Regions from separate parts of the Homo sapiens genome. Here region 1 is linked to region 2. Evidence: read pairs that join two places in POLR2A ChIA-PET (ENCODE). Cell type or tissue: PC-9. All regions are shown on one strand. Region 1 holds the start of TRMT61A (tRNA methyltransferase 61A). Region 2 overlaps PPP1R13B (protein phosphatase 1 regulatory subunit 13B).

What was found. Peaks named below come from ENCODE experiments on the same cell type or tissue, not always from the same donor. Only the 100,000 strongest peaks of a DNase experiment are listed, where the experiment ranks them.
Region 1: POLR2A ChIA-PET joins it to region 2 with 10 read pairs; 3 of 35 experiments call an interaction of 5 or more read pairs at or near these places.

Annotation. Positions count from the first base shown.
Region 1 is chr14:103,526,665-103,531,664 of GRCh38, forward strand. It overlaps TRMT61A (tRNA methyltransferase 61A), which reads left to right and starts at 2,532. Exons shown (of 4, transcript NM_152307.3): 1 at 2,532-2,597; 2 at 3,286-3,645. The coding sequence starts at 3,315. RefSeq lists silencers at 2,459-2,508, 2,519-2,688. In PC-9, no CTCF peak of the experiment used is centred here; DNase peaks (open chromatin) are centred at 1,674 and 2,397; H3K4me3 peaks cover 3,011 bases; H3K27ac peaks cover 1,094 bases.
Region 2 is chr14:103,752,469-103,757,468 of GRCh38, forward strand. PPP1R13B (protein phosphatase 1 regulatory subunit 13B) reads right to left here. Exons shown (of 17, transcript NM_015316.3): 6 at 1,602-1,776; 7 at 532-728. Among named protein-coding and RNA genes, the nearest start is that of ZFYVE21, 39 kb to the left of the region's middle. In PC-9, no CTCF peak of the experiment used is centred here; no DNase peak of the experiment used is centred here.

The DNA.
Region 1 (5,000 bases), 230 kb before region 2:
ACTCCAGGCAGGGCACTGGACTCTATCCTTGTAGTCTGCTCCTCTGCAGAGTGCAGCCAGAGGCAGCATTGCTTCCTCCCAGTGCCCTGCCCCTGAGTTCTGCAGAGCCCGAAGAGGAAGCGGGCTGAGGTCAGGAGAGGGACAGGGGCTGACTGGGGATCACAGAGCACAGTGGGGTAGGAGGCTGTGCTGCTTAGAGGGGAGGGACTGCAGTCACGTGGTCCCTGCCAGGGATTTGGGCACAGCAGCCTCCCCAGTGGGCATCCTTCCTGCCTGTTCCCACCTTTCTTCAAATCAGCCATTGGTTCTCTGAAGCCGGTTTACTGGCTTTAATTCTTAATTAAGAGATAGGGTCTTGCTATGTTGTCCAGGCAGAACTCCAACTCCTGGCCTCAAGCAGTCCTCCCTCTTCAGCCTCCTCAGTGCTGAGCTTTGGGGGTTTATTGGCTTTAAATCCTAATCCCACTTTGACCTCACTGGCTGTGACTTCAGGCAAGTTATTTAACATCTCTGAGTTTCAGTTTCCCCATCTGTAAAGTGTTCCCTCCCTCCTAGGATCCTGGGGAGAAGTCAATGAGATGGCACAGCTGGGCATATACAGCATCAGCTCTTGTTAGGGGAGCCCCAATACAAACTCTGCACAGGGAATCATCAGCTGAGGTAGGGGGGATTGGTTCTGCTTGAGGACTCAGGCTGGGGACTGGGGCAGGCTCAGATGGAGCAGGTGGGCAGGGCTGAGGAGGCTGCCTGGAGGAAGGGGCACTGGAGGAGTTGACCAGCCAGTAATAGACAGAGAGGCAAGAGGGAAGTCGGAACCAAGGGAAACCACCGCCGAGTCACCAAGTCCTACCTTAGGCCCTTATAGGCACCCGGCCCTGACTCCACACCAACCACAGCTGAGAGGCTGGGGAAGAGAAACCCAAGAGAAGTGGAAAGTCAGAATCCCCCAGGGGAGAAATTAGGGGGTGACTCAGGCGGGTGCATCATCAAGGGAGAGAAGCATCCGCTGGAACACAGGTTCGGGAGCTGTGGAGGGGGCTGTTTCAACGTTGAGAGCAGAAGGCAGGGAGGCTGTAAGGCAGAAGTAGAGGCAGCTGGTGGCCAGCGTGGTGGCCCCACAGGGACAGGAGCCCACAGAGAGTGGGAGGCCATGGAAGGCCTCTCACCAGCTTACTCCTGGGGGCTCTCAGCCGCAGCTAGGGCAGGGACACAGAGGGGCTGAGGTTGGACCCCTAGGTTTCCATGATGGACCCTGAGAAGCCAATGCAAGGGCCACAAACAGCCTGGCCTGGCCTGCCCCAGAGGCGAGAGAGTTGAGAGTGCTCTACAGGCTGCCAGGGCTCCAGAGGGGAGCTCGCTCTGCAGGAGCCTGGCCACCTCATCTTACCAGGCTGGAGTGGCTGAGTGACTGGGGAGGGTGCCCTAGGGTCATTGCTAACTGGCTTGGGTTCGGGCGCAGGCTAAACCCTAGGCTGGGTAGGGGGGTCTCTGTTCCTCTCCAAGCTCTGGTCCTGAGAGCTAAGAGCTGGAGGAAGAAAATCCGTGTCCCCTGCCCCCGCTCCCCTGCACACACACTCCACAGAGGAGCCAGCTGGGAATGGTGTTGCTGAGACAGAACGCCACTCCCGCTTCCCTGTTCTGCCCATCCTCCAGCAGCACCTCCTCCAGTCTCCTGCCCAGGCTGCTCACCAGACCCAAAAGTGGGCCCAAGTCATCCAGTTCTCATTATGCCTTGGTTCGCAGGAGGGGACACAGGACCCCTACTCCCTCCTAGAAGCAGCTCTGCACTCAGGACAACGTGCCCCCGTCGGGGGAGGCAGGGCCTGGGCGGAAGGCCACTTCTGCAGACTTTTCCAGGCCCCCATCTGCTGCACAGAGCTCTGGCTGACCCTAGCCCAAGCCTTTTAGAACCGCCCCTTGACCTGCGATTCCTTTTCTGGAATTCATTTTAGGGCCCAGTCAGGGGTGTTCCCAGAGCAGTCTGCAATAACAAAATGTCTATGGCGAAGTGTCCTCATAGAGGACTGGGCAGTGAGCCACGGGCCAGCCCTCTGGTGAACCCCCAGGGGCCGTCAAAGGGGTCCGGGACAGCAGTGACAGCCAGGCCTTGGCTCCTGCCGCCCTTCAAATGTGCCTGGGTGCGACGGCAACCCGCGGCCGGCGGGGCGGGGGGACCTTTTGTTTGTTTGTTATTATTTGTAGAGATGGTGGGGGTCTCACTACGTTTCCCGGGCTGGTCTCGAACTCTTCAGCTCAGAAGAACCTCCCGCCTCGGCCTCCCAAAGCGCGGGATCACAGGCGAGAGCCACCGCGCCGGCCGGCCGCCATATGGATTTTGTCCAGTCTTTCGATCTTCCAGCGACCAGCAAATGTAAACAGAGCAGCTCACATGAGGGAAGAAGTCGCCCAGGAAACGTCCTCTGGGAGGGGCGGGAAGGGCAGCCTGGCGCTCCCAGGATCCCGTGCGCGGAGGGGGGGAGGGGGAGGCGGAGGCGGGGCGCGACGTCATCAGCGGGCGCGGAGCCGGAAGTGTTGTGGCCGCCGCCGCCGCGCGTCGCGGAGGCACGTGTGGAGCCCCGGCAGCAGGAGCGTCGCAGGTGAGACTCCGCGGGGTACAGGGTGGCAGGGCGCGGGTGAGGGTGACCCGGGCCGGGCACGGCGCGCAGGGCCTGTCCCTCCAGCCTCGCATGGGCGGCCCCCGCCGGCCCGGCCTGGCCCCTTGTTGCCTCTGCATCGGCTGGGCGGTGTTTGCGTGGACGGCCAGCTCCGCGTCCCCAGCCCCTTACTGGGGAGCCCTGAATCCTCTGTCATACCCTGCCACCTAGCCCCCGTGGGGGAGACTGGGGTGAGGAATCAAGCCTGGCTTGGAGGTGACCTCATTGACCATTTGCCTCTCCCCCGCCGGTGGACACCTCGCAAAGGCGCTTCCTCATCTCACATCTTGGGAATGGGAGTCAAGCTCCTGGAGAAGGGTGATGGGAGGGTCGGGTCCTCACTCCGGGAATCCTTGGGACCGAACTCCGCCATTGCCAAGCCTCAGTCTTTTCATCTCTGATTTAGGCTCATAGTCCCTGTCTCTTGTCCTAGACCAAGAAAGGCTTCAGAGGCCAGGCCAGAGTGCAGCGCTATTGGGCTCCCTGTCAGGCAGTGGCAGAGACTGAGGCTGAGCTAGCCACACCCCGCCCATGCCCACTGCTGGGATGTAGGCCTCGAAGCCTTCTACCTAGACCCTAGGCCCTCATCCTGCCTCCTGACTTGCTCATGCCTACACACACCCCTCCCCAGGTCCTTGGCCCTTGCCAGACATTAGCACCATGAGCTTCGTGGCATACGAGGAGCTGATCAAGGAGGGTGACACGGCCATCCTGTCACTGGGCCATGGTGCAATGGTGGCGGTGCGTGTGCAGCGTGGGGCACAGACCCAGACCCGGCATGGTGTCCTGCGGCACTCAGTTGACCTTATCGGCCGCCCCTTCGGCTCCAAGGTGACGTGCGGCCGAGGTGGCTGGGTGTATGTGCTGCACCCCACGCCCGAGCTCTGGACGCTGAACCTGCCGCACCGCACGCAGATCCTCTACTCCACAGACATCGCCCTCATCACCATGATGTTGGAGCTTCGGCCCGGCTCTGTGGTCTGTGAGTCTGGTGAGTTCCTCAGGCTGCCTCAGTTTAACGCAGAAATTGACACAAAGGTGGAGGTCAGAGCCTCCAGCCTGCCCTTCCTACAGACACATGTGGCTCCTCAGTTTCTATTTTCACATCTTTCCGGGATGCTGACAGCAGGGAGTGAAGGTGGAGGCAGAGAAGCCCGTTAGGAGGCTGGTGCTGTAACTGGAGTGAGAGGTGGTGGGAAATGGACCAGGAGGAGCTGGGGAGGACTGGTGCTCTAGTGAGGGTCCTGCTTGCCTTGGTGGGGCGTGGCCAGCTTGATGCTTGGCGCTGTCCTAGGTACTGACCGTCAACCTCTAGTCCTCCGTGCTGATGGTGAAGCAGAGAGAGTTGCCCCTTCTGGAAAGAGGCCAGGGCTACCCCGAGGAGCTCACTGTAGGTGGGGAGCCTTCCCCATCCTCATCCATGATCAGATCCTCACCTGCTACCAATGAATGTGAGCACCATTGTTGAGTCCAGGGCCTGGGCTGTGGGAACCCCTGCACATATACAGGTGCTGGGGCCGCCCAGTGTGGCGATTGAAGCCAAGATTGGCCCCAGGCGCTGATGCATCTAGGTTGTTGGTGGCGTGTTCCTCCCGGGCAGGAGAGCTAGGGTCCAGGTTCACGAAGAGTGCCTAGCACTGCCATGCTGGCTTTCTGAGGGCTGCAGGTCACCATGTCCCTCCCTGGGGTGTCTGGGTGGGAGGGGTGGAGAGCAGGACTTAGCCAACTCCATCAGCTGCTGCTCCTGTGCATCCTGTGGTGGGTGCTGGCCTCTCCGCCCCTGCCCCACTCTCGCGAGAGAGCTCAATCAAGCAGCACCTTCTCCTGGCCTCCTCAGATATGCCAGGTCCCCTCCTAGGAACCGTGAACTAGAGAGACCAGGTTCCTGCCCTCGAGGAGGGGGACACAGCCTAGGTGAGCATCTCAGTGCCGCTGGTTGCTGTGAAGCCTGTGAGACAGGGCTGCGTGTCTGAGGGGTACCCAGAGTGGGGACTCTCCAGCTAGGCCAGGCAGGGAAGACCTCTCTGAGGAGGGGACATTTGAGTTGAAAATGATGAGGAGGGACCTACGAAGAGCCAAGGGACAGCTCTGCACCAAGGAGGAGCCGTGCCGAGGCCCTGCAGTTGGAGCATGCTGCCGAGTCAGGCTCAGTGGGGGAGGCAGAGGGGCTGGGAGTGAGGTTGGAGGGGAAGCGAGCTCCACCCCGGAGGCTAACAAGTCTGACTTGCCCCTTAGTGGGAAGGGGGCATGGCCAGGCTTTGCAGAGGGGCGAGGCAGCAGGCTGGGGGCACCCAGGGGAGGGGCTGGACAGGTGGGGAGAGGGGCTGGCCCCTGAAAGGAATGTGG
Region 2 (5,000 bases):
AAGGTACTGAAGCCACTGAATTGTATCCTTGAAATGGATGAATTGTACGCTGTGTGAATTAGATCCTTTTTTTTTTTTTTTTTTGAGACAGAGTCTCACTCTGTCACCCAGGCTGGAGTGCAGTGGCGCAATCTTGGCTTACTGCAGCTTCTGCCTCCCGGGTTCAAGTGATTCTTCTGCCTCAGCCTCCCAAGTGGCTGAGACTACGGGCATGCGCCACCACGCCCAGCTAATTTTTCTATTTTTAGTAGAGACGGGGTTTCACCATATTGGCCAGGCTGGTCTCAAACTCCTGATCTTGTGATCTGCCCGCCTCGGCTTCCCAAAGTGCTGGGATTATAGGCGTGAGCTACCGCACCCGGCCTATCCCAAGTCATTTAAAAAATTATTTTGTACTGAATATATCTTGTGCCTATTATTAAATTAGAATCTACTAATTTGTTTCCACTTCCTAAGGTTTCCAACCCATGCTAATGAAAGATAGAAAGATGAGAATGTTTTAATACAACCATTGCCAGACCCAGGAGTTACCTGTAGTTCTTGGTACAGTCTTTTTAACTCCACCGCCGCTGGTCCCGTCAATTTGCCATTGTAAGACTGGAACCCATTCAGTTTTCCTTTCTTTAAATCTTCCAATTGCTGACTAAGCTGATCAACCCTTAAAATTGCAGTCTGTACTTCCTGCTTCTTTTCCTGGAACATGGCACTGAACCTTTCTATTTCAGCAGCTATAATTGACCACACAAGAAAAGAATAAAAGATTTAGTTGATCCTTTTTTTTTTTCATTTCTATACACTGAACTTAATTCTAGTATCATTTAGTGCCAGACCGTGGAGAAAGCTGTGATATGCAGAATCCACAACACATTTCAAAAAGCCTTTGGGACACATGTATCTGATTACTCATAAAGCAAACAATTATATTTGCATTAATTCCCGACTATTCTTTAGGGTAATCAGTCCATAAGCTAGTTTGTTCAAGTGACTTAGAAATCTCTGAGACCAAAGGTTTTGTGAAGGCAGGGCCATCCAAGCCTCTCTCGTGCATCACTGTGACTTAAAGTAGGCACAGACTGAACCAATGAATAAAATAAGAGTTCATACAGAAAAAAAGTGAGCATCAGCATAACTTATCTTAATGCACGGATACAAGTTAAGTTATTCAAGAAAAACAGACCCTCTGAATGAGTAAGTCTTGGAGCGCCCCACCCTAATCCAAAGGGCCGCTGGTACCAACGTAACAAGAGGATTTTTCTACTGCGTCTGAGGGCCGCAAGAGATCTTTTTATTTTTTTTTGAGACAGGGTCTCATTGTCATTCAGGCTGGGGAGCACTGGCCGGATCGTGGCTTACTGCAGCCTTGACCTCCCAGGCTCAAGCAATCCTCCCACCTCAGCCTCTCAAGTAGCTGGGACTACACAATTTTAAGATCACTTAACCTAACCCACCCATCCTTTTAGATGCAAATAACAGAGCAAAACTTGAGCACGCTTGCTATTTAGTCCTGTGAATTTGTGACTGAATTGTCAGGCAGTTAGACTATGTTTCACTGGATCTGGGCCTGGTGAGAGTGGTGTCGAGGGGGTGTTGCAGGCACGTACACAGATTGCCGTTCATGATTTTGCTGTAGTCGACTTGTCCTCTCATTGCACGAATTTTCTTCAGCTTGTTCTCCTGGGCTTCAACTCGTTCTTTCAATTTCTGAAGCTTTTCATTTTCAGAAATAGACTGCTGCTGACGGCGCTCCTGTTGCTTTAGAAAATGTAAACGCTGTTCCTAACAAAAGAAAGAAAAATGTAACTTTGAAAATTGAAGGCTGGGCGCGGTGGCTCACATCTGTAATTCCAGCACTTTGAGAGGCTGAGGTAGGTGGATCACCTGAGGTCAGGAGTTCGAGACCAGCCTGGCCAACATGGTGAAACCCTGTCTCTACTAAAAATACACAAAGTAACTGGGCGTGGTGTGCGCCTGTAGTCCCAGCTACTTGGGAGGCTGAGGCAGAAGAATCGCTTGAAACCAGGAGATGGAGGTTGCAGTGAGCTGAGATCGTGCCACTGCACTCCAGCCTGGGTGCCAGAGTGAGACTCAGTCTCAAAAAAAAAAAAAAAAAAAAAAAAATTGAAACTTATGATTACTTTTATATACTCAAAAAGAAAAATGTGAGAGTATTCTACAGTATCACTCATCTTAAAGAATACTAAAACACTAGAGGAATCTTATATCAGACCATAAAAAACTGAAATTACTGGGCGTACCTAAGTATGAAATAGTAAGAGCTGCGGGATTTTTAAGAGAGAGGGTTTTCTTTTTCTTCTTTTTTTTTTCTTTTGAGACGGAGTCTCGCTCTGTTGCCCAGGCTGGAGTGCAGTGGCATGATCTCGGCTCACTGCAAGCTCTGCCTCCCGGGTTCACACCATTCTCCTGACTCAGTCTACCGAGTAGCTGGGACTACAGGCGCCCACCACCATGCCCAGCTAATTTTTTTGTATTTTTTTAGTAGAGACAGGGTTTCACTGTGTTAGCCAGGATGGTCTCGATCTCCTGACCTCGTGATCCACCCGCCTCGGCCTCCCAAAGTGCTGGGATTACAGGCGTGAGCCACCGCGCCCGGTGAGAGAGGGTTTTATTACACTCATCTACACCAGTTAATATAAGCGCTTCTGCAGAAAACCTTCCAGCAGGAGAACATGCACTAACACAGTCTCCTCTTCACTCTATCACATCCGTGATGTTCCAGTGAGCCTTACTTTCCTGGTGCAAGTAATACATTTCCTGCTGCTACAAAGTGGCTTCCAAGAATCTAATTCATTTCCTAAAGGAAATGAACACTGACCAGCAGAGAATTTTACACTGAAAAGAGATAAAGGTGATCAGTAAAGAGATAAATCTTCAATTTGTTGTGATACTGAACAATCAAGGAAGTGTCTGCTTCTTCAGGATTATTTTCTTCAATAAGGAAACATTTTAGAGTCAAACAATACCAGAACAATCTAAAAATAACAATATATGCAACATTCTTCAATAGGGTTTTCCCTATTAATGTGAAAACATACCTTAAAGAGTCAACATTAAGTATTCATGATCCCATATGTATGCATAAAATACACCTACATAGGGAGAGGTTTAAGGTGTGATTATGAAGGCACTACATACTACACTCTAAGGTAAAACAATATGTGCTTAAATATTTAAGATGTAGCATTAACTTGTGATTCACATTACTGAAAATATCTATAACTATTTTGAACAGCAATACTCTTGGATCAATATTTGGAAAAAAATAAAAAGCAGAATTAGAAAATTTTTACAATGACATAATACTATGTATATTTTATCTTAGAAATCTTATTAATGGGATAAAGTACTTTCCAATTGAACTTAACTTTTAATCATTTTCTCATAAATCCAATAAATATTGAGACAACTTTTTAAAACAAGTCCAACCCAAATTATTATTTACATAAAAGTGGATAGTACAATGAAGTATATACAGTCATTCAATAAATTTTAAAAAATCAGATTGGACATTTTAGTCATAAAGAAAATCTCTCTACAGAAGAAAGCAATAAGAACCTAGTTGGTAATGTTTAAATGTTATCTTTAAAGCCAGTTTGGAATTTTTTTTTCTTTTTTTTTTTCATTTTGAGACAGAGTCTTGCTCTGTCACCCAGGCTGCAGTGCAATGGCGCGATCTCAGCTCACTGCAACCTCCACCGCCGGCTTCAAGAGATTCTCCTGCTCAGCCTGAGTGGCTGGGATTACAGGCGTTAGCCACTACATCTGGCTAATTTTTGTATTTTTAGTATAGACAGGGTTTCACCATGTTGGCCAGGCTGGTCTCGAACTCCTGACCTCAGATGATCCACCTGCCTCGGCCTCCCAAAGTGCTGGGATTACAGGTATAAGCCACCACGCCCGGCCAGTTTCAGAATATTTTAAGATCATTTACAACATGAATCATTTCCAGCAGGCATGTGTGATACATCTGATGTTTCAATTAAATATGACTAAACCATTACTTAGAAAGATTCGAGTTTCAATAACCAGTGTAGAACTCAGTATATATAATAAGCATTATCTATACTCCGCACTGTAATAAACCAAACAAGTCCAGCCTAGAGTAGCACATGGGGAAGCCCCGTTAACCACCTGTCATTGTCTTCGTGGCCCTGATCAGTGTTTTCATCACGGATTGCTGCTTTCTTCTTGAACATTAATACCAATGACACAGCCAAGAACATACCCAGAGGCAAAAGGAGATAACAAAAGCACCCTTTCTTCCCGATTTCTTTGTTTTTTTTTTCTTTTGAGATGGAGTCTCGCTCTGTTGCTCAGGCTAGAGTGCAGTGGCACAATCTCGGCTCACTGCAAGCTCTGCCTCCTGGGTTCACACCATTCTCCCGCCTGAGCCTCCCGAGTAGCTGGGACTACAGGCGCCCGCCACCAAGCCTGGGTAATTTTTTTTAAATATTTTTAGTAGAGACGGAGTTTCACCATGTTAGCCAGGATGGCCTCAATCTCCTGACCTTGTGAGCCGCCCACTTTGGCCTCCCAAAGTGCTGGGATTACAGGAGTGAGCCACTGCACCCAGCCTTTTTTTTTTTTTTTAATACAGGGTCTCACTTACTCTGTCACCCAGGCTGGAATGCAGTGGCATGATCTTGGCTCACTGCAACCAACTCCTGGGCTCAAGTGATCCTCCTGCCTTAACCTCCCATGTAGCTGGGACCACAGCCACATGCCACCATGCCTAATTTTTACTTTTTGTAGAGACAGGGTCTCACTATGTTTCCCAGGCTGGTCCTGAACTCCTGGGCTCCAGCAATCCTCCTGCCTTGGCCTCCCAGAGTGCTGGGATTACAGGCAGGAGCCACTGTGCCTGGCCCCTTTCCAAATTTTATCTATGATTTTAATAAGGTCATCAGTTTCCTGTTTGGGGTGTCTATTGTATGTGTCAAAAGTGAGATGCTCTTGTTCTGATAGCTTCCCAACTTCCAGAA